2 separate regions of the Mus musculus genome follow, and region 1 is linked to region 2. A link is a loop called in an ENCODE intact Hi-C map of the cell type or tissue named here. Cell type or tissue: left cerebral cortex. All regions are shown on one strand. Links, peaks and the distances in the headings refer to the core of each region. The heading gives the core; the rest is flanking DNA. Region 1 has its middle 66 kb from the start of Arhgef26. Region 2 has its middle 8.8 kb from the start of Arhgef26.

Region 1 (15,764 bases), core at 6,373-8,872, 56 kb before region 2:
AATGAAAGCATTCTGCTGGAAGCTATAAAGAAAGTAAAGAGTCATTGATACGCCTGAGTCTCACTGAAATTCAGGTTCTATAATATAGTCACATGTTTAAATGTTTGTCTCAGACTGAACCAGAAGCTACAAAAAGAAAACTTCACTCTCACTCATTATCATGACTCTTATCCCTAAAGCAAAATGCATTCTTAATATTTGTGATGATGTCTAAGTAGATTATACTTTATGTTTTATGAAGGAAGTTGATTAAATGTCTAAGCAGAAAACAATAATTAAAAAAATTCCTACCTTTTTGTAACTAAAGCTTGCATTTTTATTGGGTAGAAATCTTGTAATAATATAATTGCCATTGTGGTAGTTTAACTATTTACAAAATTATTATGACAAAATTTTCTTTTAAAACTCTGCTTTAATCTTAGCAAAAATTGAAGGGATGGTGGCTGAACAGATACTAAAGTATGAAGGGTTGTTCTGTGTGAAATAGAGGGCTGAGGGATGTGGCAGAGTCATCTGTAACACAACACTACATACTACATATAGTGGATGAAGTGCCCTTTCGTGGTAATTAAAAGTATGAGAAAGGAAGAAACTGAAATAGAAATTTTTGGTTTCCTTGGAGACCCAGATGTGTTATGTGATGTTTTTCTAGAAACTGTCTATAAGTGAATGTTTTGCTTATGCAAACACATGAGAGGATGTGTTGCTGAGAACAGTCATGTGGTGTTTTTCTGGACACTGCCTGGTGAAAGAACATATGACGTTTTGCTGAAGAAGACACTTGAGGGTATGAGATATTTGGAACGAGTATAAGTATAAGCCAACAGACAATGGATGATTGTCTGGTATTGGTTCGCCTTGCTAGTCTTAGTTGGGTTTCACTGATGATGCTCTAGCATTGAATTGCATTGTTGGTCTTCAATGGGCTTCACTGATGCTGATGCTATACACCCATTCACCTTCCTTTCTTCTCTGATCTTTGCTTATCTTACATTTGTAGAGAGAAACACACCAAAGAACTTATGGTACTGTTCCAGCTGCTTCTTGCTGCTCTGGAGCCGCATGGTTTCTTCTGGATCAAGCCACTACTGCATATTCTTGTTTGCTGTTTTGCTAGTACACATGACTGAAGACAATGAAGATTGGAATCACTCCAAGGAACTATTTCTAAACAGGTACTACAAGTAATTATTTAGCTAACATTAACAATTAAGGAATGAGAATCAGAAGTTTGCAAGCCATAGTTTACTAACTGACTCAGAAAAAAACAGTATCAAGGGTTATAAAAACAATGGATTATAATCCTGTGAAAGAAGACTGCATCAAGAATCTCTAGGTATCATCCCTACAAAGTACCTAATACCTTTAGAAAGGAATATAGCTTTTTATAATGGAAAATTCTTGCTGCAACCTTAAGCATGTAATAAAACAACATCAAAAATAATGAGATACTTAAAAATATTTGACTCTTAATCTAACAAAATAAACAATGAAAAGCACTCATGTAATATACTTAACAAAAATATCCTTTTGCTTTCATGGGAGGAAAAGTTTCTTTTTTACTAGTCAGTTACAAAAACTTATAGCATTTAGTAGTTTTATACATTTTCTTCCTAAAATATATTAACATCTTAAAATTCTTGCTTTCTTGTTGTTTATTTTCTCCAAATTGTTTATTCATTTTATATGTGTATATTATGCTTTAGAAAAGACATTCAGAAAGTGGAAAATCTACTTAGCATGGAAGTAGAAACATTTGCTCTAATAAATAACATAGAATTAATGATTGATATTATTTACCTCAAATTACAGTATTTATATTTAAATGATGGGTATGTTCAGTCTAGATTCAATGACTGAACAGTTAAATAATTTTAGTACTTATTTTGTAGAAAGTTCCATTATTGCAAAGATAAAGTAATTTTGTAGCATTATTGTAATACTGATAACAGTAGAAAAATATTTATGTGCACTATCCCTATGAACTGTGTTTTATGAAAAAAATTACATGTCAACTATTATTTTTATGTTAACTGTTATTAATGGAAACAAGAATCTTTAAATCTGTTTAGTGACCCGATATCTGCTATAAATTTATCTAAACTCATTCTCTTTCTATGTCATTTGTTCTTGCTATAATTAGTTTGTTTAATTATAAAGGGCCAAGCCTTGGAACTTCAATTTATCAAAAAAGACTTGATGGAGCTTATTATAAGCAGAAGTAAAATCCAAGTCATTTTAGCTAAAAGAGACTAGGAAGCAGATAACTGGGTAGCCTGGAATCTAGTCCACATGATGCCGAGGAATAGAACTGCTAAACCAAGAGGGTAATTTTCCACCCAAATTCATCAATTATTTTGTTCCCATTTTGTATAGGTTAACATGAGTCTATGGACTTTCACTTTTATATAAAGTCTTATCAAGATAATAATTACCAGGATAATTTGGTAAGACCATAATTTAGCATAAATAAAATAGAATAGTGCACTGTATCTGAATTGTGGTTTCCATTGCTATGAAGAGACACCACAATTATTATATAGGTAATTATTATAAAGGCAAACATTTAATTGAGTCTAGCTTACAGTTTCCAAGGGTTAGTCCATTATAATCATGGCAGGAAGCATGGTATCATGCAGACATACATGGTGCTGAAGGACCAAAGAGTTCTACATCTTGATACAAAGGCAGCAGGATACTGTTCTACAGGCAACTAGGAGGAGGTTCTCTTCCTCACTGGCCAGAGCTTGAGCACTAGTAGACATCAAAGCCTGCTTCCACAATGACACACTTCCTCTAACAATGTCACGCCTATTCCAACAAGGCCACACCTCCTAATAGTGCCACTTTCCATGAGCAAAGCATATTCAAACCACCAAACAGTATAATGTGGTGTAGAACAGTATAAAATAAACTAGTAACATGAGGGTTGAAATCTGTCAGGTTCTAAATTCTCAATCCAGTTTTAAGGTCTATTTCTATAAAGTCCTAGGTACATATCTAATCTTTATTTTCCATATAACCTCTGCAACATTGCTTCTAACACAGCTAAATTCACTTCAAGGTTTCTGCACATAGAGACCAGGCAACAGACAGGATAATCATGATGCTACAGCTGTTACTGAACAGGGGACTTTTGCAGTTCAGACGGAAACAGTGATTACTTTCCTATCACAAAGTAAATAAAATGAAGCCCCTTAGACAACACATGTTGAACTAACTGCCAACAGATAGAGAGTATTCAAAAAGAAGCCATAAGCTGCAGACCAGCAAATGAAAAGAGAGGCCATTTCTAAGGGAATAATAAAACAAAAGGATCCAGAACACTACCACTTTTAAGGGTACTTGTGTATTCACAATGAACCCAGAGCAATAACAGACAGTTTAAAAGGAAAACAAGAAACCAAAACCCAAAATAGCAAAAGAAAACTATAATTGTTAATTAAGTCCCAAATTCCAGAGCACATGTTTCTTATAATTGACAGGTACAAGGCAGGAAATATAAAGGACAACATGACAACCAAAGAACTTGAAGCCAGATAAGAATTAAGTCTTTAACTTCATTCAGTTTAAAGAATCAGAAATGAGTTAGAAGAGAGAGATGTAACTGTTAAGTTCAGAATTAGTTTATTATTAATGTTTTGACTCAGCAGAATGTAAAATTCTCATTTAAAATCAGTTTCAAGGTTTTACTTTAGTTGCTAAAACTTTCCAAGATATGAATCTTCTATCAGGAGGGTAAAGCAGTAAGGATAGGGCAGTAGAAAGGGAAGGAAGAAGCCAAATAACACCAAGAATGTTTGAGAAAGCCATAGGAAACCTAATAGTTATATGTGTGTGCCTGTGTCTTTAAATGGAGCAGTCCTATATAGGGATAATGCTCCTTCTTGAAGGCACAGGTTGCCCAACAAAAGTTCAGTGTTGGATGTGTGGGTATATCCTCTCAGGTTACTCATCAGAGGGTCCTATAGTATCTGACCCCCAAGTAATACAGATGGTTGTCCTTGCTCTTCTTTGCTGTATAAGTTTACTTCTCAATTGTGATAAAAAAAATACTTTAATCATAAACAACTTGGGAAGCAATGTATTTATTAAGACTCAAATGAAATGTATCAAACTAAAGTTTCCCACAACTGACTTGGTTCTTTCTAACAGGAGCCCTTTTCCAGTGTTTCTCCCCTAACCCACGAATGTAGAAAATTCTACATTCCCTGAGTCTTTTCATTCACACTCTACCTTGGGAAATCTCTCACCTCTACCTGCTAGTATTTACTCACTGACCCCCAAGCCCCTCCCCAGGCCAGGACTTCAATTCTCACCTTGCTCCCATCTGGATACTCATGTCTTCAACTCCATAGCCAAAGTAACCCTTAAAAATATTCCTAAATCAACACTTCACAAGAGACTGTAAAGGTTTCTGTCACCTCTTGATCCTGGTCAGAATCCTCACATGAATATGCAAAGCCTTTTTTAGTCCTGCCCTTTCTCTGTGTTTTCCAATTGCCCCTATGACTAGGGAGACACTGAGCCTTCTTAGTTTCCTCAGTTTGAAAGATCTTCTAACACATTCTTCCACTCTGGCAACATAATTCTACATCTTTTTTTTTTCCAGACCACATATCTGGGAGAAATGTTTCCTGCTCCTTTCTTTACCCAGTATGCACTGTAGTAGCAGTGTGTCACTCCGTCAGTTACCTCATTTCTCATTTTAGCTCCACTGAGGAGATTGATAATCTTGACTTTCAGTCAGCTACATGAACCATGTAAACAGAACTATATCTACTTTTGCTTAGAATTGAATTCCCAGCACTGTGCTTATAAGTGGTATATGATCAAGAGACATTAGCTAAATGGGGTGAAGACAGATGCCTAGATAAGGGAACAGTTATGTGAGTGAATGAAAACAGCCAGAAGTAATCCTGCTGGGTCAGCAGAATGGTCCAGTGGGTTAAAAGCACTTGCTGTGAAAACCTTGACCTACCAAGTTCAAGTCCTTGAATCCATTCACATAAGTGGATGCCCACAGTCAGCTATTGCATGGATCACAGGGCCCCCAATGGAGGAGCTAGAGAAAGTACCCAAGGAGCTAAAGGGGTCTGCAACCCTATAGGTGGAAGAACAATATGAACTAACCAGTACCCCAGAGCTCTTGACTCTAGCTGCATATGTATCAAAAGATGGCCTAGTCGGCCATCACTGGAAAGAGAGGCCCATTGGACTTGCAAACTTCATATGCCCCAGTACAGGGGAACGCCAGGGCCAAAAAGTGGGAGTGGGTGGGTAGGGGAGTGGGTGGGAGGGTATGGGGGACTTTTGGGATAGCATTGGAAATGTAAATGAGGAAAATACCTAATAAAAAGTATTAAAAAAAAAAAGAAAGAAAGAAAGTTGTCCCTTGACCTCCACATTCTGACTATGGCAGACATAGGCACACACGAACATACAACACCAATACTAAACAATGATCTCCTCAAATTGAGTGTCCTCTCTAAGAATACAGCCTGGGCAATCCAAATGTCTCCATGCCAAATGGCAGCCTTAAAAACAAATAGTCTAGGCTGGATCCCAGCAAAGATTCAGAGAAGGATCAGTGGTTAAGAACACTGGCTCCTTTTCCAGAGGACCTGGGTTCAGTCTTCAGTACCTGCATGGCAGCTCACAACTCTCTATAACTCCCATTCCAGGGGATCTGACACCAATACACTTGAAATAAAATGAAATAAAATTTTAAAGCTTATTTAAAAAGAAAGACTAAAGCTGAAACACAGTTCATGGAGTGCTTTCCTGTACTCGTGACAAAGATCTGGGTGGACCACTAGCACTGTGTAAAAGATGTGGTGGAATATGTACCAGCATGAAGGTGGAAGCAAAAAGATCAAAGATCCAAGATCTTTGACTATTTACAAGAGATCCTCTGAGGAATGGATCGTATTACTTAGCAGCTATGCTTCCTCAAACCAGTGATTCTATTTCTTAGACCCTCCCTGTATCCCATTTTCAGAATGGCATATAGATAATTGTAAGCTTAAAAAAGAAGATATAATTAGTGAACAAATAATACGTGCCCAACAAATCTGGGCTCTTTTCTTTCCTCTTTTTTTCTTTAGTTATAATTATTTATTTATGTTTATTTTGTGTGTGTATTGTGTGGGCAGATTCCTGCTTGGGAGGTCTATGAGGAGCATCATAGTACAAGAGAAAGGATATGAATTAGAATGTAGACACCAAATTTAATGATTTCAAGATTTGTGCAAATCACAACTTTTCAAGAAATGCCTTGGACAGACCCAGCCTGAAAGCATGATAAATCAAAGTACTCCAGGTCCCAAAAGTGAAAGAACTCTCACCATCTACAGCTTTGCATTAGCTTAGGCCCTGTGGGAAGGTAAGCAACTCAAGAGAGCTGCCTAGAGGAACACTTAAGGCAGTGATTCTCAAGATTCGACACTTTAATATAATTCTTCATGTTGTGGTGATCCTCAGCCATTTAATTATTTCATCGCTATTTTATAACTGTAATATTCTACTGTTAAGAACCATAACGTAAAATACGGAATTCTGGATTTCTGATATGTATCCTCCAAAGGGGTTGCATCCCCAGGTTGAGAACTGCTAGGTTAAGTGCTCATGGACAGAGGTATTAGCACAGAGCTCAGTTTCTTGTAGAAAGAGCTGTCTCGCAGAGGTTTGACTACTCATCCTTCCGCTGTAGAGACTCTAGTCAGAAAAGGCACATAGAAACTTGCAGAAAGCATGAAAGTGAAAGAACATGCTGGCTATGTTTGTGTCTAAGTGTTTTTACTTCCCTCAAACTGTTCTGTGTGTTTTGATGTTCCGCACACTATCTCCACACACACCCCACCCTCCCCTCAAATCCAAAGTGTTTTAGAGTTGTCATATAAACCCAGTCTATAGTTCAAAATAATCCATAAATTCATTTTTAGAAAGAAAGGTTTTATCTTGTAACCTAAAATGAAAACAAATAATTTAACCCCTTATTTCCCACAGAGACCTAGGACTGTTTCCTTACCTGAATATAACTTGGTGGAGACAAGGATGACAAAAGCCGTAGCTTGAGCAGCTTCCAAGGAAATTGGAGAGATTTTTTTTTTTAATGCTGTGATACCTGGTGTTTGCTAACATCAGGTGACTTATATTTTATCTGCAGAAAATACTTCAGATTCTACTACACATTGTCTTTTGTCCACCGATTTTGTGTCACCTTTAAAGCTTTCCTTTATCTTTTCATGTATTTTCACCTTGATACTTTCATTTGTAGTTCTAACTCATTGCAGAAACTGCAGTGCACACATACACACACCCTGAATACAAAAAAGACAGGAAAGAAAAAGCAGACTCAGAAAGTGCCTTCCCAGAGGCACGACAATGCCAGGACTCAGCCTTGCTTTGCAATTTTCCACACTTGTCTCTGTTTCCAGTGGCAACTGTGAACTACAACCAGCAACGTGTTTCCCATTTAGATCGCACTTGCCAGCAGGTTGCATAATTAGATTGGATATCTTTAATCTCTCCTAGAACTGAAATGTGAAAAGGTTCCCTTTAATAAATGAAAAAAAAAAACAGAATAATGGAAAGTATTTGAAATCAAAACATCATGAATTTTTGCCACCCATTCATGGTGCCCTTTCCTGATTTGGTTTCAGAGCTTGCACATTGGAACTGCTATTTGTAATGATGCATTTGTGGAAAAAAATATAGTGATTAGTTCTTATAATCAGCCTGATGATAAAAAGATCAGGTGCTAATTTCTTGTTACAGGGCTAGGGAAAGAAAACAAAGCTATAACTAACATTTTATGATCATCTGGGATGCCAAAACATGGAGCTTGGCCTGACTGAGGAAAAAAATAATGAAAAATCCAGCCTCTGTGAGGTTGCCACTGATGACAGAAGAATTTACTATTAGAAACAGTAAATAATGTGATAGTGACTACTTTGCATGTCTTCTGATTAACAAACACAACATCATAGAAGCCCTCTTGAAGAAATATCAGCTGAGCTTAGCCTTAAAGCACATGGAGCAGCTTTCAAAGATCTCCCAACCGCACTTTCGATGAGTTTTCAGTTGTATTTGATTATTAATTTCCAGGTAAATTTAAATACTAAAAATAGATCTAACAAGAAGGCCTCTGAAAAATCACCTAACCTAAAACACTGATTCCCATCCTTCAAGTCAAGTAGACAGAGTAGGTTGTATTGTTTGTTTCTTTCTTTATTTAATTTCAAAGTCACATAAGTACATTAATTTTACCACATATAAAAATTAAACTGTGATCAAAATAGTATGTTTCAAAGCTGCCCACAGTGGCACACACCTTAAATCCCAGGACATGGGAGACAGTAGCATGCAGATCTCTGTGAGGTCCAGGCCAGTGTGGTCCACATAGTGAGTTCCAGGACAGCCAGACTCTATCTTTAAAAAAAGAAAAGAAGAGAAAAGAAAAGAAAAGAAAAGAAAAGAAAAGAAAAGAAAAGAAAAGAAAAGAAAAACGGAAAAATAACAGAGAAGAGAAAAGGAAGAAGAGAAGAGAGCGAACAAAAGAGAAGAGGAAATGGTATGTTTTATGTGTTTGCTTGGCAATTTTTTACAGTTTCTACAATTCAGTGCTTCAAGTACTTCCTTTCTACATAGTTTCTATGCAATCCATTCTTCCAGGAGGCTTAAGTCTTTATTTTCTTCAGATCTTCTTCCAAACACAAGCTATTCTGCAAGTTCACCGGTGTACACACACACACACACACACACACACACACACACACACACACACACACACCTGGGGTTAGTCACAACATCCAGGTACTGAGGCAGGCAACACAAAAGGAGTTATAGAGTCAGCAATTATGGCCAAAGCTTGTTTACCTTTCGCAATTTCTATAGGCAATTGTGTCACCAAAAGCTGCTTACTTTTGGCAATTTTTAACCTCTTTAACTCTTTGTTATTCTGTGGCCAAAAGCTACTGGATGCTGACTTCTGGCAATTTAATGCCTGCTGATAGCAGCAGGGGATTAAGAAAAAAAAATGCTTAGTTATTTGAGAACTTTTCTCTCTGGCTCAAAATTGGTTAACTTTTTCTGTGAGCCAGAGAGAAAAGAAAAGGAAGAAAGGGAGAAAGTCAAGCACACACATAGACACACAGGCACAAATGTTGGCTGGGCCCACCACATGTTTCATCAAATCCACAAATGTTCATGTATACTTACATACATACACATATACCTAGACACATATGTATTACATATTTGGTGGATGAGGCAGAGCCCCAAAAGCAACACTTTATTTCTTTTCTCTGACAATTTATACCTACTCAGACAAAAGTTCTTCACAAAACTACCTCTTACGTGAAATGGTACACAAAAGGGGAGTTACAGAAGGATGTTGATAGTAAGTTCAAAGCAGTGTTTCATTCTATAAGTTCATTATAAGTTCAAAGCAATAGTTTCACATGCCCTTGCTTTATCATAGTATACATTTGTGGCCTCATCCTTAGACCTGACTTAGAATGAATGTGTTCCCTTGATCACAAATCTATCCCAAGCACTCTTCTAGTCCACTTATGAAAGCTCATGTATTCCTTATTATGCAGCCTTTACTTACTATTCTATGTGGAGGTGGGACATTCTATTCTTGATTATAACTTATTACATTTTTCCAGAAAAACAACTAAAACTATATCTTTAAATTTTTTCCTAGAATGATTTGAACCAAATCAGGAATGCTGTGAAGTCATTAATTCATCTAAACAGCATTAACACATGAAAGTTCATCTTCATTATGATCTGCAGAAAATTTGCCCAATAGGTTAGACTGATGCCCAGGAATCATTAGGCTGTGAAATAATAGCAGGAAGGATGTATCACCAGTGAGAAGCAATCCTGAGATGAAGTCTCTGGGACTGTGCCTCTCCAGAGCACACCCATTGCAGCCATGTAAAATGGGGGGCCACCTCCAGGAAACTCACTTGCTTGGCATAACCTTTCCTAGATGACTTCTGTCATATACATACGCATGCGCACATACTTGTACACAACCAAAACTACCTAGAAAGAATAATAAACAATATACCAATATAGCTCTAGCTCATCACTGTGAAATTAGTCTGTCTCCTGAAAGCCTACAGGAAAATGTCCTACCCATACACTTATGATAAGCTCAGTCTTATGAAATGACTCCATAATGATTGGCTACATGAAGAAAATATGGCACTAACCAGATCCGAATCTCCTTTGAACATGTTTGTTTGTTTATTTGTTATTATGAGACAGGGTCCCTCTATGTAGCTGTTTTATGCCTGCTTCTGCCTCCTTAGTGCTGGAATTAAAGCAAGTGTCCCATGTCTGGCTCTTGGCATGTTCTTAGTAAGGCTTTTTACAACAACTAAATTATTTCCATCAGCTGTTATTTAGCAAATAATAGTACCCACTAAGAATACATATGTTTTATTTTAAAATCAGATTCTCTGAAAGTGAAACCCAAAGCACCAGGGTAGAACTAGAGACATAAGAGTTTGGGAAGAATCCAGTTTATAGTCACTGGAAGTTTCAGGAGAACACACATCCTCTGTTCTTCTAACTAGACTACCACAGTTCCTGAGCATAGGAAGCATTTAAACATAATTAACTACTAAAATACTTTGTGTCTTAAACATCCCACAGTAGCATGTTTTAGTATGTGGAAGTATAGAAAGGTAAGATATAGACACTAAGTGGTGGTACTTAATGGGAGATTTTTAGGTCACTAGGGAATATTTTTGAAAGAGATTGTGAGTCATTTTCTCTTCCTACTGACTCCTAACCCTGAAGTAAGGGGTTTACCTCTAACTATGTAGTCAACCTCACCATAGGCCCAATAGGACTGAGTACATATGATCATAGAATGAAACTTCACAAACCATGAACCCAAATAAACCTGTTCTCTTGCGATATTATCTCAAGTAACTGCACTTACTAACACATTACCATTCCATTTTCTGCTTCTACAAGTTTATTTCATGTTCCACACATAAGTGACAATGTGCAATATTGTCAGCGTTTGATTGATTTTATCTCTAATGTTCTGCAATTCCACACAAGCTGTTACATGACAAGATTCTTTTAATGATTAAAAAGTGTTACATTCTGTATGTCTTCTACAGTCTTTCTTGTCATGCACCTGCCAATAGATATTATAGATATGCTTGTTTCCATAACTTAGCTATTGTATGTGGTAGTACATCAAACATGGACAAGTAGACATCTCTCCAACAAATTGAAAATATTCCAAGTATCTACTTGGTACTGGGACTTGAGAAATGATCATTAAATTGTGAAAGGGCCTCAGTTAAGTAGGAGGGATTAATTTGATTTTTAAAAATCTGTTGAACAGCAAAGTGATTACAGATGATAGTAAAATATTGTACATCAAAGTACATTTAAATGTCTCTGAAGGGATAGATCTCAAATATTCTCTCAGGAGATGTCATATTTTTGAAATGATGGATGGGTTTGTAGGCTGATTTGTTCATTTGGCATATTTTAAAACCGCAACATCAGTTTTTCACCCAACACATATGTACATCAATAGTGTGTCAATAAATAATAAAATACTGATTGATTAATATCTACATAGTAATTATATCTAATATAAGTCAGTTGATTAATATGACAAAATATTAAGAAAAATCATTTCAAAATATCCATATCACAATTTTGATGACAGAATCAGTGGGTACTCCCCCATTGTCACAACTGAAAATTATTAAATTGGACTACTGTAGCTCGACTTTGCTACTTTGTGGGTTCTTCTTTTTTCCCTCCCTTTATGCTTCCCCATTTCCCTCCCTATCACTAGATAGGAGACAATGAAGATGGAGTAGAGACCGGGTGGAGAGGGGGAGAGAGAGAGAGAGAGAGAGAGAGAGAGAGAGAGAGAGAGAGAGAGAGAGAGAGAGAGGAACTGTTTTTTTTCTTGTTTCTTCTTTGCTAGTAGCTGTTTTTTGCTACTTTGTGAACCCTTCTTTATCCCACCCTTTATTCCACAGTTTCACCCCATCACTAGATAGGAAAGATGGACAGAGAAAGAGAGAGGGAGAGAGAGAGAGGGAGAGAGGGAGAGAGAGAGAGAGAGAGAGAGAGAGAGAGAGAGAGAGAGCCTACATCTAATCTCTACTTTCAGCATGACTACTAACAAGCCACAAGCTGTCCCAGTGTGTGCTCTCACATCTCTGCGTCCACCCAAGAGCTCTGGAATCATGAACGAAAAGACACACAGAAGCATCCTTATTTTTAATATGCCCTACTAGCTCAATGGCTGAGCTTTTCCCTAACTCCACGTGGCTAACCTCCTTTCCCTTCTGACATGCCAGAGTTTACACCTTTTAAAATCTGTATTTCATCTCTACCATGTCAGACCCAACTGAGGGAAATGGCCCCTGAAGCTACTTTGCTGGATTCTGACATCTGACCTCTCTGCTTCCCCATCATGGTGGTCTCCATGGGAGGGCTGCCTAGAAGGAAACAAGGCAGCAAAGATTAAACATAGATTTAGAAATATTAACTCAGGAATACCAGAACTAGTGTGTGCTAGCCATGGGGAGATTTGGAAGGGCCCAGCCATTTAGCAAGTTAAGGTTTATTAAATATAAAGGGTGTGTGTGTGTGTGTGTGTGTGTGTGTGTGTGTGTTTCATTCATGAATCCAGAGCTCTTCGGTGGGTGCAGAGCCATGTGTGCACCTGCTGGGAGCTCAGAGCAGATTAACATTTTACAGCTACAATAACCAGACACCCTGAATGACCACCAACCATCAACCCACCTATCAGGGTGCTAGCATTTGTTTACCCCCTGAAAAGTTCCCAGAATCCCAAATGTCACACAATTACAGAAACTATCTGCAGCTGGCAAAACCACACCTCTGCTGAATAAAACATAGCTGTTGCAGGCTGCCCCCAAAAGCCTCCTACCTCCACACCTAGGATTAAAATGAAAACATATTCCTATAATATTTCTGGTTTTTTTAAATAAACCAAAATTCCATAATTATCATTACAAAGTATTAGAACTGAAGGGCCTAAGATATCATTTAGTTATTGAACTCTATTAACCAGGACTTCTTTAGTGAGACCTCAGAAATAGCTAAGAAGAGTGGAAGCCCAAGCAAATAGTGGGAAGAATGTCCAGGCTGTATGGTGGGTATGCAACATAGAATCCCTATTTTTTATTTGATTATTTAGCAGCATCTTGTTGAGCGCATGTACTTGGCTAGCTGTCTGGCTGTACTAAGGATATACAGTTAGAAAACCAGTATCTTCCAATATATCACAATAGCATGTATTATATATGGACATTATAAGAAGTTTCATTTAGAAAGTGTTCTTAGATGAATTGAGGAGGGGAGCCAATAGACAGACAGACAGACAAGCAGTCAGGCAGAAAGATAGACAGGTTAATTGAGATTCACCTCTTCATTTTATAGGCAAATAAACAGGTTGAATGCATTACAGAATTCATTTAATTAATATCAGAGATAAGACTTAAACCTACTTCCTCTAACACCAAAATTTGGGGTCAATTCCTTCAGCCTTTCATTTTCTACACATAGTGGATCCATGAAAGAACTAAGAGTGCATGTAAGAACAAGACATCTGAGTAACTCTTCCATCCACCTCATGGAACTGAGTCGTGTAAAAGCAGCATTGCAAGCCCATCGGTATATTTTCCAGGAAAGCTTTGTTTGCAAATAATGAAAGCCCAATTCAAACTACAGTAAACCTACAAAGAAAGTCTTGCTTTACATATGTGAGTAATCCAGAAATACTTTATTGTCTCAGAATCTGAAGATTCACTCAATATAAATGAAACGCCTCTTGTTTCTTGGCATTGTTTCCTAACTCGTCCCCAGCAAGCTTTCTCTGAGACTGCAAGAACTCCAGCCCATATGCTTCCGTGTAAAAGAGTGAGTCTGTTTGCCATGGCTGGAATCTTAGAGCTGAGCCTCATTGGTTCTAGCAGACTTAACTTATCCACATCCATCTGTTCCCTGTTCTGACTGGTGAATGGTTATCAAGGCAACACTATCTAAATCTGAGGAAGATCTATGAAGTATTTTTAGAGAGGAGGTTGGGAGGGATAGAAAGAGAAAAAAAAAATAGCAACAGGGCACATTTTCTCAGATAACCTAGATTATCTGATTAATTAATTAATGTACTGATTATTCGATATAATTAGAACATTATATCTAAGAGCAACTGAGCTCAGCATGGGAGGATTCTGAAGTGAGATCTAAACTATTAGAATCCATTAAACATATATATATATATATATATATATATATGAATGAAGCCCTAACAATAAGGACCCTGGAGTTTTACCACATGCATATCACATGTATTTTTAAAATTAACTGTGAATATTTAAAAATTAGAAGAGAGAAAAATCACAAAATGTGTTTTATTCTAATTCATCCAAAAGTGTTTTGCCCTGGTTGTGCGGTAGGTAACAGAAAGTATGACCTTGGCTCAACAGTGAGATCAAGCTAACACTTCCTCCTGGCTGCTGAATAATAACAAGCAAAATATGCTGTCTTTGCTTTAAAGTGTACTGGATAGTTTGCACAGCTGATATGACTGTCTAGTTTGTCCTTATCACTATACATTCTCATATTTGGGCTGTCATGTTTAATGTGTTGACATAAAGTTGTTTTTATAAACAATATTTATGTCTTACTTACAGCATCCCCAATAATAGCATCTGTCATGTCATCTTGTGAAAATCTATGACTTGGTAGAAATTATCTTATATCTGTATACAGTGATAAATGACTTTTAAATATTACTTTATATATTCTAGTTCTTAATTTTAGAAAATTAAGCCAAGTACTTTAAGCCCTTGGTTTATTTTAAAGAGAAAAATCATGTTTTAGTAACTCATAATTTGTGAAGGTTGTTATATTGATGGAAATTACAAAGAATAACCATCTCTTCATTTTCCTTTTGCCCCTTGCTAAACATTATTTTTTTCTCATGAATGTTTTGAGATTCAGAAGGGAGTTCTTGTATCATCACATAATGACCAAATAAATGCTATGTATAATCTTCATGACTGATAAATGAGTGGGTAGCAGGATTAACTGCAGAGTACAGGAGTGTTTGTTTTTTACACAACCCACAGAAGAGTGTGCCCAGGAATGTTTGCACACTGTTTAGTTGACGCCATGGTAAAGTTATAGTAACCACAGTTAACAGAGCAAACACAGTGTGCTCTGAAGCCTTAACATATTGACATCTGCACAATAACCTTGTAAAGCACGAGCCTACTTTTCTAAATAAGGATTAATTAACACAAAGGTTCAGTAATTTTCTCTCATGACTATTTACATGTCAAGACCTGTTCTCTTCTATATAATATTATTCTCTTATATTATAAAAACTGCCTTTCCCTCCAAGGGCTGGACCAATGCCTCCCAGCACATATGTAGCAGCTGTACATACAGCTCAGTCTTCGTGTGGTTCCCCCAGCAACCGGAGCAGGAGCTGCTCCTAAAGCTGATACCTGTCTGTGGTATATTTTCCCTAATTGGGCTGCCTTCTCTGGCCTTAATGAGAGAGGATGCACCTAGCCCTGCAAAGACGTGATGAGCCCAGGTCAGGGGATACCCAGAAGGGACCCCCACCCTCTCAGATGAAAAGAGAAGGGAGTAGGAGAAGGGAGGACCAAGAGGGGGAGCAGAGATCAGAATGTGAATGGAATGAATTAATTAATTAATGAGTT
Region 2 (17,187 bases), core at 5,728-8,227:
TTGTGGGAAGCACTGTGGTAGGCAGGCAGACATGGTGCTGGAGAAGAATCTAAATGTTCTACACTCAAAGGCAGCAATCCAAAGGCGTCAGGAAGAGTTTCTACCCTGAATTCCCTCAATAATAGACAATAGCTGGTACACTGAAATAAACACTTTGTTTCCTTAAATTGCTTGGTCACAATGTTTTGTCATAGCAGTAGAGAAGTAGCTAGAATATTACTGGGCTAAAATAGAAGGTACAGAATAACAGATCTGCTTCTAATATGGATGGTGCTATACATCGGGCCACAGGAAAGCGCTATTTAAATTTAATTTTCTTATTTGAAAATTAGTATGACAGGTGGGTTAATTATATTCTCTCTTATAATCTGGAAAGCCAGCCCTGTAAAGTCATGTAAATTGTGTGTTCTACACTGTTGATGAGTGTGCTATACTAGAGTTAATGTGTGTTAAAATGAATGAGGGAGAGACACTGGAAGTGGGAGTGGGAAATGTCTCCCCCACACACAAGTTACATGGCTAATACACATCTGGGAAGGAGAAGAGAAGATATAAAGGGTAGAACTACAACATGAATTTAGAAAATATCTCTGATAGCCTCAAAAATTGCCACTTTGTCGAGGAAGCTGCTGAGTACTTCATAACATCAATCCTAGTAATACATAAGTACACTTTAGCCTCCCAGCATCCCATCTGAATATCTAGACCACTCTGGACCAGTTCTCAGGGGAAAGATGAGCCTGGCAGGAAGGACACAGATGATTTTGTTAGAACCGCATACTGTTGACCCATAAAATATTTAAAATTTTTGAATTATGCACACAAGTTTGTAAATTGTGAGGTTTTTTTTTTCCATTAAAATTCAGGTTTCCAGATTCTCTTAAAGCCAGAATCTCCCTCGGATAATGTTAAGCACACATTTCTCCACAGTAGTAATAAACAAGCTAAAAGCCATCTGTTGCATTTCCCAAGCTTCTGCAGACTAACTGAAGCAGTTTGCATAGTCCAGCTACCTTCTGCCCCAATGTACTCATGAGTATGCACCATTATCCTAGACAATGTCCTGGTTTTGCATCTGCCTGTCCACTGGGCTCATCACACTCTCAATGTGGCAACAACTGAACTTTGGGAGAGTGGCCCGCCACTACACAAGGCAACAAGTTGTGAATTCCGAGTAGGACATAAGCATATCCAAAGTCAGCCTCCCAGACTTATCTGCACTGCCAGCTGAATTTCCTCATAAAGCAGAAAATGGAAAACTCATTTTCCCTTTTATTAAATAGTTTAATGCAATTTTTAAATGGCAAACTCCAATCTTGAATTCACAAAACTAGAATAAAACTTCAATAGTCAAACAAGAAGAAGAAAAGTCTAAAAGAAAAAGATTATTCTGAAGAATCACAACTAATTTTCCAGGAAGAAAATGTACTCCAAGCAACTCTTGTTCATGGTCTCAGTGAGAGTGAAAGGGGAATTGTTTTAATAAAAGAAATATATATTCCTGAGTTAGACAAAAAAAAATTGAACACCTGAAATAGTAACTATCAAATTATTTTTATCTTCAATTTAAGTAAGTTTGAGTTTTAAGTCGCAGAGTATAAATCATGTTCTCCATGAATTTTGGAGAAGTATATGCAGCTGTGTAAGCACCATAGTGAACAAGGACATCTCCACCAGCCCACACTGTCCTGCCATCTCATAGATTTACCTTTATCATCGATAAATCCTTATGGATTACATTGTTGTTGTTGTTGTTGTTGTTTTAATATAATGGCTTGAGATTTTGTTCCCCATATTTTATATCATTAAATAACTTGTTCGGTTTCATGGTATGAATGCACTGTAACTTGTTTATCTACCCACCTACTAAACTAGATGGTATTTTTGAGGTTTTTGAGTCAGTCTCTCTTTCTCTTGCCCAGAGCTTCTATAAATAAAGCTTTTGTGAACTTTCACTCATAGATCTTTTTAGTATTTTTTGTATTTTTTGTTACTTTTGATTAAATTCTCAAGTGTCCTTGGGACATAGGATTTGTTTTGATTGCCAAACACCATCAAAAGGTTACTATAGTTTCAGTCACTTATAACCTTGTCATAACACTTGATATTGTCAGGTTCTAAAAATTTTTAATTGGCAGTTGATATGTATTCATTTTCATTAGATTTTATTTATAAGTTTTATTTATTTTATTTATTTTGACAGTTTTAATAATATTTTTGTATAAAATAGTGGTGTGTATTAATTTGTCTGTGCTAATTTTCCACTCCTATATCGTTTTCTGATAAAAATGTTCAAATTATATATCCATTCAAAAATTTCTTTACATTTTATATCATTTGTATATTCTAAATACAGCCTCTTTAGGAGGTGTGAGCTTTGTAAAAATGTTTGAAAACGTCAGATGGTAGAAGCAGTTTTATATATATTTAAAAGAAAATAACAAATATCAAAACAAGGTAGAAATAAGTAAAGCCCCATTGTCATGTAATAGACAATAAAGTTGGTGACTCAGAAGGTTGTTCAAGAGGCCTCTAGATCTTAGAGGAGCGTAAAACTTTGAAACTAGGAACAGAAGATAAGAAACTTATATTTATAATTGAATATCCCTGAACCCAGAAAACATGCCATTATTCAAACAGAAAGATACACAGAGTGGTGAATTAAATTAATTTTTTAAAACAATTAAAAGGCATTTGAAAAGGGCTTGTTAATTCACTAAAGAGAAAGAAAACGTCTTGGTCCTATACATCTTCCACAATTAAAACAAAAGAGAAATATCTTTCTCAAATGTTGGTCAGTTGTTGAATCATGAAATAAACTTAGAAAAACCATTGCAATCATAGAGGAACAAAATAAATAACAATATAGATGTATATCTGAGGTAAATATGTAAGTGCACAATCCTTAAATAATAAGATAATAAATATTTGGGACCTGGAGGGATTCTCAGTGGATAAGGAGCTTGTGACTCAAACACAAAGACCTGAGGTCAAATCTCCTGCATCCATATAAAAAGCTGGTTGGCAACACTTGCCTATAACCTCAGCACTGGAGGGATGGTGACAGGCAGGTCTGTGGGTCTTGCTGCCCAGACAGTCTACACAAATGATCAAGCTCCAAGTTCAGTTAGAGACCTTGTTCCAAAACAAAGGTGGAGAATAATTGAAGAAATCACCCTAAGATTTTCACATGTACATACATGGAAATGTAACCTTTCAGACACATCTGTATACATTTGATCTAAATACTGAAGCCCTAATATGAAATTCTCAAGCAAGAAAGCAAATTCAAGCAGTGTTCTCCAGTAATCCTTGGTCACTACATTTTTACTGTGAAGTTTTCCAGTTTAAAAAACGCAGAATATTAAGTTACTGAAACAATCTCAGAGTATAAGGGATATGTCAAGGCTTTCCTAGTCTCCTGGTACAGATCAGTCAGCAATGCCCAAGGAGGTGGCAACAGTGGCAGTGATTTGTGCACTGACTGTGAAAAGAAAGGATGGGAAAGAACAGCTCTTGAGGGTTTTTATGATTAATAGTGACAGGAGTTACCTAGGAAACAAGCCACAGGCATTGTGATGATTATCTATATCAGGCTAGTCTCTGGACATACCTAGGAGGCATTACTATCTTATTAGGCTCATTGGGGTAGGAAGACATACTCTAAAATAGATGGCCTCGTTCTATGGTTCTGGATACTGTCTGGAATAAAAGAGGAGGATGCCAGCTAAGTACAAGCCTCTGTTTGTCTCACTGTGGATGCAATATAATCAGTCCCTCAAGCTCAGGATGCCATGAATTCATCCATTAACTCTGAGCCAAGATAGACCCTTCCTTCCCCAAGCTGCTTTTGTCAGAGTATTTTATCATAGCAGCAGGAAAATAATTGACAAAAGGTCCTTCCTATAACAGCTATAGTACGAATGGTAAAATATTTCCTCTAACTATTCATAACCAAGAAAATACTCTGGGTAGTTCTCCCCCCATAATTAGAATATAATAAGCCTTTCAAAATATGACATTAAAAATACCAACTTCAATGTATGTGTGGTGTAACACTGAATACACAAATATAGTCAGAATAACTGGAAATATCTTCAAACTATATGGTGAGCAAAGATTACTTTCCTAAACACCTCAAGTAAATATCGAGTTTAAACACACACACACACACACACACACACACAGGATAAAACAATGCATGAAATATATGTGAAAAAATATACCCCAAACACATACCAGAGCTTTGGACAGAAACTTATTTTAATTCTATTTATCCTAAGAAAGTGAGGCTTTCCAGTCTTTCTTCTACAACTCCTTTAACATCCCTAACTAGGTAGTATCAATATCTTTACTCACTTGAAAGGCTTCTTTGATGGAACACCATGTGCCTATGAAATGGTTCACATTATCATTTCCTCAAGATCAGGGCTAAGGACAAGTGCCCCAAAGACACCTGGATGCACTTACCTGCATCTTTATGGGTCCTGGCCTTGAACTTGTAAAGGACTAAGACATCCCAGGTATAGGAAACAGGTATGAGTGCCTTGAAATGCTTTGCACCCATCTGTATGTTCACTTGACTTTGAGATCTCTGCCCTTGTGAACCAAGGAACATTTGCTTTGTTCTGTAGCCCCTGTAAGGTATCTTCGCAAATATTCTCCAATTCTTTGCTCTCATCCAATCTGGACATCAGATCTATTTTAAAGAACAAGACCCCGTATTCAGGGAAATGAGTAATATTTAACATTGTGTGACTATAACAATATCTTTGGCAGCTATTGGCACATGTGGTTTTAATTTTTGTTCCTCTGATGGCTAATGATATTAAACACTATGTGAATGCTTTAGAACCATCAGAATTTACTTCTATATGCGTGCGTTCCATTGTCTTCCCAAGCGCTCCTCAAGGATTGGACTGTGTTCTTTATATGTCTAGATCCTAGACCTTTGCCATTTATATTTATATAAAACATTCTCCCATTCTGTTGCATGCTTGCTGATTCTTTTTGGTGTTAGTATTTTAGAAAGTATATCCATAATGAAAATTTTATTCCACAGTTAACGCATGACTCTTATGTTAATAGGCAGAGAAATTGGTTATTTCAGTGAGAGGAATGCACTATTATGCATTATTCTATAGTATAAATATACATAATGCTTGAAGTCATTTTATAATGATGATATGAGCTTAGACTTACTCTAATGCCTAGAGATGCCCAATTAATAAAGAGACAATGATGTTTCTACTGCTAGTTCCAAGGGAATGCTTAATAAGGCCTTTTATTTCACACATATTTTTAAATTACATACATCTGTGACTCTTACTTTAAATTTTAAATATCTGGATAAATAAAACAACCACAACCTGGCACAAAAATCAGAGGAAACACCCAGAAGATGCACAGAAAGATTTTGTGAATGTTCTTGATTTGTCACTGATTAAAGCAACACATTTTCCAGAAAGCTTTTTAAATGTCAGATCTAGGCCTACTATAAAATTTATTATCATAATTAGTTGTTTTAAAACAAAGATATACATAGATTAAATTTGAGTCAGATTTCTGGGCTGAATTTGTCTATGCATAGTGATTAAACTTAAATTCTTATTAAATATAGTATGCCACTGACATGCACACATAGTAAAATAAATAAGGACAATTACACAGAATATTGTGCCATAAATATATCTCACTTTTCTCCAACTTATCCCTTTAATCAACCCTTCCCAGCTAGCTACATCCTTCAGAGATTCTATGTATATTCAGTGCTTTAAGTATTTTGCACTGCAGGATTCAGTTAGCCAAGCATGGCTGCCGACCATGAGGAAAATGCCAAACTGAGAATAAAATGATAGACTTTCTCCAGTTCAGAACTGGAGCAGGAGCAGCTGGGAGAGAAAGACTTGACTAAGCCTGTCTGATCCAAAGAGGACACCACATACCCATGCAAGCAGGCTGAGGATTGGTGAGGTGCCTTAGGTGGCAATGTAATGCCCTCCAGCTGATCACAGGAGTCACCTCTCCCACCTCAGCCAAAGTTTCAGAGGGAACATATTTGCAAAGATCTCAACTTCTCAACCTTCTCCTCCCTCTTCAAAAGAAAGTAACTACTGATTTCCTGTGACTTCCACCCCCTCCCATATTTCTGAGCAAATATCTCTTGCCTTATTACAAACCATTTCACCTTGAAGGGTACCACAGACCTTGTGGGCCCAACACTTCTCTTTTCCTGTCCTCTACCCAGTTTGGCTTTCCTGAGTACCAACCCTGGAGTGATTTCTTATGCTCATCTGCAAGCTTCTGTTGTATCCATACTCATGCTTCAGGTTCCTTCAAAGGCCCAGTGACCGTGTTCCAAGACAGGTGTCCTGAGCCCAGTGGCCCTAGAAGAATTGAATCAATATATGTAATACAGGTTTTTACAAACATCCCTATACACCTGACTACAAAAGTCTCTCTGAAATAGGATTGCCAGGTTTAATGAATGGGAATATGGTATTCCCAGTTAAATTTGAATTTCATGTTAACAGTGAGAGTACTTTTTAATGTATTTCATCTGATGTAACTTTTCATCTGTATTTTATCTGCCAACATTACTACAAAATCAGTTGAGCAATTAAACAATCCCCCTAATCTGCATTTCTTTGCCCCTAAAAACAAAGTGCCTTTTCTTTAATGGCTTTGGTCCCTACAACAGCCCATCAGTTTCAAAACTGGGCATTTTGAGTTGTCTTGAGCATTTCAAAGTGGTTGCTAGGTGGCAGGTCTCCATTGGGAAAGCATTTTTCAAACTTGATTGCCACTGCTGGGCGAGAGTAGCTTAGTAGCAAGCCTGGATGTGTATAACACAGAAGGTTTTACTCTGGTACTAACTACTCTTTTCGTACAGTAAAAAGTCAGTGGCAAAACAGAGTTTGAAAAGTATGCCTAAAAAAGCTTTTGTTTTGTATCAAATACCCAAACACCTTGGTGAACACAGAGCTAAATAATCATGGGGTTCAGTTTATTTCAGCTATTTTTTTTTCCCCTACTGGATTTTTAAGATAGGTAAGACTGGATTTCTTCCAAACAGTTCTGGGCAGGAGAAAACTTGAAAATACCGACCAGTCTTAAGTATCCCCACCTGATTCTTGATATAATTTTACTTGGAAAATGGAATGTTCGAACAGAATTTGGCTTATCTTGAGTTCTTTTGCAAACAGAACTCTTCACACAAAGGAACAGTGTGGCTTATTCAGATGCACTTTTGTTCAAATTACTTATCAAAGTTCATGAAACAAGAGTTGTGACTCTACACACTGTTTCATTAATCCAGAGAAAATTTAGAATACAACAAAGCTCAGAGAATGAAGTGAAAAGCCACTGGTAAATCATCACCAAAAGAAAAATGACATTGATGCTAGCATCCATTAGAAAATATCCACAGAAAGGACCAGGCCTGCCCAGAGGATATTTGTGTGTAATTTCATTGTTATGACTCTATGTTAAGTATATCAACATTACACCAAACCCAAGTTGTGTTCAAAAAGATGTTCAGGTTTTGTCATTTTATTTATGATTATTAATTTACTTATTCTACGACTTTACCTACCCCGATACCCTGGGCATAGAAGGAATACAACAATGAATTATAGAAAAGATGAAACCTCAAGAAATTTCACATTTTTCCTTTATGTAGCATATTATTGGGACTGCTGAGATATCCAGCCTCATGGCTGAAGAACTAGTGGATTTTCAGCCTTCCTGTCATGAGACAGCCATTGCTGAGCTACCTGGACCACATCCTACAAGCCAGTCTAATAAATTATATATATGGAATTGAATTATGTGTATGTATGCATATTTATAGGTATATGTGTAAGTATATGTATGTATATGTGTGTATATGTATTATTCTATTAGTTCTGTTCCTTTAGAAAACTCTGACTAATACAGTGGGTCATGGTTTGTGCTTCAAATATGTGGGATCTATGTGCTTGTTGCATCTACCATAATATGTTTATTGCATCCGTAAACTAGAGAATATTGCTGAGAGTAGATGCCCCTCTAGGGCCATGCAAGAAACTACTAAGGAAGGTTTTGGTTTTGGTTTTGTTGTTGTTTTGTTTTGCTTTTACTTTTGTATAATACCAATTTTTACTACATAGGTGTCTTACTATAGATTAAACACACTGTCAACTTTGGCTGGAGTGAAGTTTTCTTTTTCCTTTTTGTCAGTTGCCTTAAAGACACATAACTGGTCCAAATAATGAAAATAAGTGATTGAAGAAAACTGAGCCCTAACTAGAACATTTACTTCACACCCTGTGATGCTCAGGGAACAAGGCAGAAGAAGGGGTAGAAAGAACACATGAGCTGGAGGAAGTGTGTGAAGCATTGTTAACCATTTTGTTCACCACATATTTTGGCCATGGCTTCAAAACAGCTAGAGTTACCTTCACAAGACCGGCAGGGACTGGGATTTTCAGCATTCTTTCATGAAGGATAGAGAAGTTCATAAATCTGAGCCACTCTGTAAGGATTTATATACAATTAACCGTGTCTGGGGAAGGAGAGACATTTTCTCCCATGGTAGAACCACTGGTCCATATGTCTGTAAATAACCCTTTACCCAGGTTCCAGGAAGCAACCTTACTTAAACTCATTTTGGGTCACCTCTAAAGAAGACGTGACAGTAGAGGGGGAATGGATGGGAAGAGGTAGGGTACCAGTGGAAGTGGGAGGCAGACAAGAGAGTAAAAAGGACTTGATAAGATTAAAATACATTATGTTTGTGTGTATGAAGATTCCATAATCATACCCATTAAGTATAGTTAATATCTACTGATAAAGTGTTTAAGTAAATAAAACAAGACCCCAGGCAAGTAATTATTAAAAGAGATGAAGAGCCTGTTCTTCCATCTTGTGTGCTCAGACTGGAACCCAGTGAAGAGAGAAGGCTTTAAAATGCTTATCTCATCCTTGAAATTCAAGAACAACACACAAACCTGACTGGGGCTGCTAGTCACATAAACTTAGAGGGTTCTCTGAGCTCTTACTCTCTCTGAATAAGTTAACATCTCCTCAAAACAGAAAGGCACTGGAGATCTTTAGTGTCAAATGTCAATCATCTTTATGACGGTTGTGGACCATCCAAACGGATGCTGCAACTTTTGGACACTGGGAACAAAGGAACCCAGCCCTGCTGATCAAATCTGCCTGCAAATTTTCCTAGATGTGGCCATTGAAGACCCTGCAGCTCAATCTCCATGTGGGTATCCCAATGACTGGAGTTGGGGGGGCTGTCCCTAAAGTTGGCGCCTGTCTGTGAATTCCAATAGGGCTGCCTTATCTAGCCTTAGTGGGAGATGATGCCTAGAGACTTGATGAAGATGGGAGGGGTAAGGGACTTTGTGACAGGGGTACCAGGAGGTGGGCTGTATTTGGGATATAAATAAATGAATTACAAAAAGGAAAGAAAAAAAGAAAAAGAATCCTCTGAGACTACTTCCATGAATTCTAGCCTTTTCTATTTCTGACCTAACTCTTCCCCGTTTCTTGTATTTAGAAATAACAGATTTTATTACCATGATTTGCTGTTCAAAACACAGGAGAAAGTTATTTCTATTTAAAGATGGAGAGATACAGTTTATTTTTATGGGTTGCCTTGAGGACAAAGGGACCCCCAAGGGTTTATATGTAGGATGGATTGTTTATGTCAATAATGATAAAGATGATGACAATAATGATAAAAAGAAAGAAAGAAAGAAAGAAAGAAAGAAAGAAAGAAAGAAAGAAAGAAAACCTTCCAACCTAAAAACAGTGGTGACTTTCATACTAACCCTGACCTATTCCTCAAGGATACCAGCATGCAATGATGCTTAGAGGTAACTTCTGGCCAGGGAATGGTAGAAATGCATGGAGAAAAAAAAGTCCTCAAACCAGAGGAAGGTGAGAGAATCCTTTCTTCATACCCTCACTCAGCAGTTAATAGGATTACAGGGTGATTGGTGCAGCAAATTTAAAAGGAGAGGATAGGGATTCTGTTGCTAAGGGATGGAAGGTAAGTGGTCCAGCTCATTTCTGTGTCCTCCTCCTTCTCCTCCTCCTCTTTTGTTTGTTGTTCTGTTTTTGCTTGTTTGTTTTTCCACACATTTTCCCTGTGTGTAGCCCTGCCTGTTCTGGATCTCACTCTGTAGACCAGGCTGGACTTGATCTGCCTGCCTCTGCCTTCCCAAGTGCTGAGATTAAAGGCCTGTGCCACCACCACCTGGATCCTTTCTGTTTCTGATCAAAACATCACCACAAAAAGCAGCTTAGGAGAAGAAAGTTGGTTCTGATTACACTTCCAGGTCACAGCCCCATCACTTGGGAAAATCAGGGCCAGAGCTTGAAGCATAAACCATGAAGGAATGTTGTTTGCTGGCTCCCTCCATTTTATTTTTATCTAGTTTCCTCAATATGACTGAAGATCATACCCCAGGGAATAGTACTGGTCACAATGGACTAGGCCTTCTTATATCAATTAGCAATCAAGACAATCTCCCACAGATATGTCCACACACCAACCCAATAAAAGCAATCATTCAATTGAGATTCCTTTTATTTATTTATTATACCCGAGGTGATGCTAAACTGTGTAAGTAACTAATACTAAGTAAGATACTAGAGAAAGGGAGAGTGTCTAACCATTGTCAACTGTAGTAGGGGCCATTATCTCCTTAAAATTAGTTTGCCCTTCTGGTACCTGCTAGACTGAGCCCACCTTATATCTATACAGATTAGAGTCTAGTGCCTTATTGGTGCTGGTAGGACAAAAACCAGAACCAAATCCTAAACCAAAATAGACCAAAGAGGGAAATAACAGGAACTATTACCCAAAAGTCCTTCCTACCTTCTCCTCCTTGTGAAGGAGAAGACAACAAAAACAAAAACACACCAACACAAAACAAACAAAATAACCACCCCAAAACAGAAGTCATGTCTCAGTTCCCTCTTTGAAGGAAGATTGAATGAACCACGGATCATGGCATTTCTTCCTCACTCTCATTCCATTTCTAACATAGTGTTAGGAAATAGACCAGATTCCAAATGAAAGCCCCCCTTCCACACAGTCTCTTAGAAGAATATGTTTACCTAAAAATCCAGGGCAAAGAAAGATAACCCTAAATTGCTTTAGTTTCCACTGAACTTTACTTTTTAAGAAAAAAGTTTTCATAATTCTTAGATTGAAAAGCAATCTGTAAACATAAGTCTGAGGAGAAAAATTCTGAAAAGGCGGCAATACTATTAAGGCCAAAGCTCTATGGTTTCCTTAGCTCTCTGGGTTATGTATCCTGAATCAGTTCACACAATCCAAATAATTCTTCATAGAACAAGAAAGATACATACAGAAAGGCATGCAGAAAATAAATCAGGGCCAAGCCCATCCCTGCTTCAGTCTTTGTGATTCTGCTCAGGACCTCGGATGAGGGCAGGAACTTGTAACCGATGCAGGCAAAGCAGGGACATCTATTAGCAATCTGGTCAAAGAAGGAACAATGCTTAGGCATGATACTGCCTTATCAGTACAAAGACAGTTATTTTCCCATTCCAATCCAAATATAAGGAAGAGGGAGATAGATGGGGCTACCCTTTCCTGGGGCACAGAAAGAGGTAAGAAAAGCATTTTAAACAAAACAGTACCACCAGTTTGCTAACCATGGCAACTCTACCCTCCTTCCCTTCATAAACCCTTACTCAGGGAGTAAACCAGAGGCAGAAGTTATATGTGGCTGTTACTTCTCATTCCCTATACTTTCTGTGGGCAGATTTTATCCAACAACTGGGGAAGTTCTTGTTGTTAAAAAAAAAAAAAAAAAAAAAAGGTCTAAAGAGGCCTACATGTAAATTTTTGTCCCTTAGCCAGGGTGTGATGAGACTATTCACAACAGCTGAGTTCTGACTACTCAGCTAAAGGATTCTGCATAAAGTTGGATGAGTGATGACCTAGGCCTGGTCCTTGCCTTCTAGCACTAATTCTTTCACAATACTGAAGAAGGCAGGAAGAGCTCCCCTTCTTGTCCAAGTTTCACACAGCCTCCTCCTCAACCATGCTGCTCTTTCTAGTTTGGTTGTGTCCCTGGAGTCAGGCAGTTGTCTTACCACATTGACTAAATCAGACCCATGGAGTCAAGAGTAGGAAGGGACCATCCCACTGAACTCATGTCTACAGCATCTTCTGGGGGAAAGGGGGTGGGAGGGGGAAATGAGAAAGAGAATACAGAGGTTTCTATTACTTCCCCAAGGATCATAACTGAACCCTAAGCACCTCTGAACAATCAAGTTGTCCTTGGCCGAGTCCATGTCACTGGGCAGAAAGGAAAGAAAGAGGGCCAAAGGCGTGGTCTTCTCCCCACATGCACTGAAACCACTATACTGCTGGTCCATTGGAAAACGGTTTTGCACGTTCCTTTTCCTGATAGGCCATGCTGTAGAGCCTCCCTACCAATTGTAACTGTGGGATCTTTATCTTGGTAAACCTAAATTGATATTGTTACTAACCAGATATCATGTCTGATTTTTATTTGTATCAGAAAAGTCCTAGTCAGAGAATTGGAAATCAGAAGGGCAAGCCTGCCTTTTCCTTGAGACTGTCAGTATCCAAACTGCAAGAAGCCCTTGACAGTGAGTAGACAGAAAACCCAAGGAACATAGGATTTTATATACTGGGCAAACAAATGTTTACTTGTGCACAGAGGGAGGACGTCAGAGGGATCTTGTATATCTTCAGGCGTGCCTAGAACTCAACACGCATTACAAAATGCCCAAGATATGCATGTCTTACTGCTATGCTCAGCGTTTCAGAGATGGTCCACCTCAAAAGGACTAGAATCTGACTTGGTCTGCAGGTCAGTCAACGGAGTCTGCAAGAGAGAGAGTGGGGACTGAGGGGCAAGAGACTCTAAAAATGGAGACAACACAGGCTGTCAAGGATCAAGGATCAAGTCTTAAGTTTGGAGTCTCAAATCTTAAGTTTGGAGTCTCAAGTCTCGTTTATTAGAAGGCAACTATGGGTATATATGCACACGACGGGTAGTGCAGCTGGAGGTCCAGAATGTGTAGAAGAAAAACCAAGATGTTATCAGAGTGTTCAGCTGTGGTGGCCTTCTTGCAAAAACATCAAGTCTCTCATCAGGGTGGAAAAGTAACACCTGTAAGTAAATAGCCCGAGATGGCTGCAGAGATGATAGCCACTTTCTACTGACAGTCAACTTCCAACAAGAATCTCTAAATTCTTAAACTGGAATTGTTAACACTAGGATTGTGAATGGCACTGAGACTTTAGTCTATCCCTCCAAGCCCCAACACACACTTAGCTCACTCCTTAATCCACAGCGCCTGTGTATGGTATTGTCCACTAGGACAGACTGGCAGACTCTCACGTGGCTGCTTCTGCAATTCTGTAGGTGTGTGCTGCAGCTATCTAGAGGGCATCCTCAGGCTCTTCAGTAAAGGAGCAAAGAGGGAGAGTATGCTCCTTTGTCTTCCCTGGGAAACATGCCCAAATCTTCCCTTTCCGTCTCTGTGAAGCAGCCACACTTGGCTGCCCTATACATCTTTGAAGCTGAAAACAGAATTCATCTACCATATCTGTTCAGTAGATTAATATAGTTGGCACTTAAGAAATGTAGGTAGTCTAGTCCTTGTCCCACAGTGTATCCACACTGGAACATCTCTTTTAGAGGCCATTAATTCTTTTCTACCTTGAAATAATTTGGCCTTGTTATGTCCTCTTAACCGATGTCTCTATAGACCAAGGAGCTTCTCAGATCTCTCAATTTGAGTGTCTTCTGTGCTCATTTTAATGTTTTAGGTACTTGAGACAAGCTATAGTCTTCAAGTAGGCCTGGCCCATTGCTTCACTATTAACTGCATTAAATAACTATTTGTGGAAAGAATATCTAAATCCAATAAAAGGTGCACGGATATAGTAGCAAAGGTAATAAGTCCAATCAACATACTCCCTTTATATTAGCTAAATTATTGTGCCAAGCACATTAAAAGTAAATGCAGAAATATGTCCTGTGGTATACCATTGACTATTCCATTAATTCAATATGGCTTTTGAGTATACCAGCAAAGTCCATTGCTCAATGTACCCGTTCATTTCAATTTTAAAGAGTATTTAGTCCTGCTTTTCAACTTCTCTGAAATTGGAATGTTTCTTGAAAGCAGTAATTGGCCAAGTTACTGTGATGAGAATACACACACACACACACACACACACATACACACAGAGAGAGAGAGAGAGAGAGAGAGAGAGAGAGAGATCCATGTAATTATATTGAATTAAAGAATTACAATATGGCTATTAGTGGCTAGAAAGGAAATACCAGACACTGAACTATAACATGTTCATAAGAAATATTGTCTTGGTTTCACTTTTTGCACACATTCTTTCTCTGTGTACCTGATTGTCCTGGAACTTGCTCTGTGTTCCAGGCTGACCTTGAACTCACAGAGATCCACATGCCTCTACCTTCCCAGTGCTGGGATTAAAGGTGTGTGCCACCACACCCACACCAGGCACTCACCAAGGTCTGACACTATTACTGATACTCTGATATGCTTGCAGATGGGAGACTGGATGGATGACCTCTGAGAAACCCTACCAGCAGCTGAGACAGACACAGATACTTATACCCAACCATTGGACTGAAGTTGGAGACTCCTGTGGTTGAATTAGGGGAAGGATTGGAGAAGCTGAAGGGGAGGGAGACCCCATAGGAAGACCAGCAGTCTCAGTCTCAACTAACCAGGATCCCAGGGAGCTCCTGGAGACTGAGCCACCAACCAAGAGCTTGCATGGGCTGGTCCTAGGCCCCTGGCACATATTGAGACAGCATAGGTCTGCCTGGTCTGGCCTCTGTGGGAGAAAACATGCTTAATTCTCCAGAGACTTGCCCCAGGGAAGCAGGAGGCCTGGTGGCTGAGGAGCACCCTCTTGGAGGCAAGGGGGAGGAGGAATGGGATCAGGAATTGTAGGAGGAGAGACTGGGGCAGGCGGGGTGGGATGGGAGGGTGGGGGTAGAGGTGGGGGGAGTGGCAATGACTGGAATGAAAATAAACAAAATAAAATTAAAAGAAATAAATAACTTAAATAAATTCTACAAAATAGAATTAAATGGGCTATTCTGTATAGCTAAAATATAGTAAAATTTTAGATTTGTGTTAAATAAATCCACTGAACTAGAAAATGTAAAAAAAAAAAAAAGGAGAAATATTGTACTATTGGTGCTCTTTTTTAGGGGAAAACCATGCATATTAGTAGCTGTGTGAAAACAAAAGTATTCTAAAGCAATAGTATAAACCTCAACCAATTCACTCTGCTTATATTTTACACTTTGTATATGTGCACAAAAGAAAAAATTTTGACTAAGCTAATCTAAAAAATATCTTTTCAGTAAGTATAAAGAATTCCTTATGATGCTGCATTGTGTCATATTTTAATTAACTAGCTTTGCAATTCATATATTGTAGTTACGGTTTCTATTACTGTGACAAAATCCTATGCCAAAAAAGCTAGTTGGGGAGGAAAAGGTTTATTTGGCTTATACTTCCATGTCACTGTTCATCACCAAGGGAAGCCAGGACAACAACTCAAACAGGGCAGTGTCCTGGAGTCAGGAGCTGATGCAGATGCAGAGGCTGCGGAGGGGTGCTGCTTCCCAGAACCACCAGTTCCAGGATGGCATTGCCCACAATGGGCTGGGCCTTCCCCCATCAATCATGAAGAAAATGCCTTTCTGCTGGACCTTACAGAGGCCTTTTCTCAATTAAGGTTCTCTCCATTCAGATAACTCTAGGTTGTATATTAAAGATGATATAAGACTAGCCAGCACAGCAACCAACTGACTACGCCTTAGATTTGAAAATATATAATAGATTAAATGGAGGCTAAAATACACAGTCTGTGTGCTTGCCAATTTTCCTTAGTTTGTTGTTTCGATGCTGTTTGGGGAGTAGGCTGTTGCTCAGGACGGAGGTGAGCAGACTGTGACTTCTTCATCACAAGTCACCACAGCTCAAGAACCCATGTGACCTACAGGGACATTAACTTCTCAGGCCATTCTCGAAGTCTTTAAACTTTGATCACAGACTGCACTCTGATCCACGTTAAACCTGCCACTTATAAATCTCCACAACTTTCTGAAGTTAAATTTATTATATAAAACTAATATTATTGATATGAAAATCCCCTACAGCAAGGCTCCATAGATGAACATAGAATCCACTTATTTCCGTATGAAATTGTTAGTAAATCTTCTCAAAAATGATTTCGATATACATTTTGATTCCATTTGTTCGAGTTCAAAAAAGTTTCTGAGATCAAAGACCTTCACTGTGTCACTTTGGTAATTATAGAAAAACATAAAGAACCACCCTTCCTTTTGCCACCCAAAGCAGAAAGAAGCATGGCTTTAAACAGTGGGCACTCACATGAACTTTGAACACTTGGAGCCTGCCCTGTGTCTTGCTAACAACCAATTCTACAGATCTCATCAACCAAAATCATGTCTTCTCAGGTCGTACATACCTGGAATTTCACCAAGACATAGCCAACTTGGCAACCAACATCTAAAAGATATCACTGGCCCAGTTCATTTCTCTTATTCATCTACTTCCAAACTCCACAGATATTTATCACTTACTGTGTGCATGAGTCACAAATATAACCCCTGCCCTCTTCAAAACTACAATGCAAAGGCAGAATAGATTAAGCACTAATACACAGACATATAACTAAGCATTCAGATTTACAAATTTCGGTTAATGTGAAAAAGAAAGAGATCAGGTGGTTGGGGAAATCGGGGGTAATTCCAATGAAGTGACAAACCAGAAGGCCAAGAAATAAACTTGAAGGCTCTAAGACTGTGGACTTGGCTTGACTAGATAAAGCTAGTGAAAAAAGACTAGATTGAAGGGGTAGGCCCAGCCTCTTAATCTCTAATAAGGATTTGGAATTTACTTCTTGTTCGATATTTTATTCTACATACAGATTTTCAATTTATATTGTACACAACTACACACTAATAAATATTTTGTATTTTGTTTACTTTTACTGTGTGACTTTCAAACATACAGGGCACAAAGATTAGGACATTAGGACATGTAGAGTCATAGTCCACCTGGCCTCTCAGTCTCCTCTGAGTGCATACAAGC

Evidence for each region. Hi-C counts contacts between places; a loop is a spot of excess contacts. Peaks named below come from ENCODE experiments on the same cell type or tissue, not always from the same donor. Only the 100,000 strongest peaks of a DNase experiment are listed, where the experiment ranks them.
Region 1: it touches region 2 in a loop (2.5-fold over the local background); 2 of 42 quality-filtered maps call a loop at or near these places.

The regions. Positions count from the first base shown.
Region 1 is chr3:62,264,503-62,280,266 of GRCm38, forward strand. No RefSeq gene overlaps it. Among named protein-coding and RNA genes, the nearest start is that of Arhgef26, 66 kb to the right of the region's middle. In left cerebral cortex, for the core only: no CTCF peak of the experiment used is centred there; a DNase peak (open chromatin) is centred at 7,422; H3K27ac peaks cover 684 bases.
Region 2 is chr3:62,321,349-62,338,535 of GRCm38, forward strand. No RefSeq gene overlaps it. Among named protein-coding and RNA genes, the nearest start is that of Arhgef26, 8.8 kb to the right of the region's middle. In left cerebral cortex, for the core only: no CTCF peak of the experiment used is centred there; a DNase peak (open chromatin) is centred at 6,755; H3K27ac peaks cover 773 bases.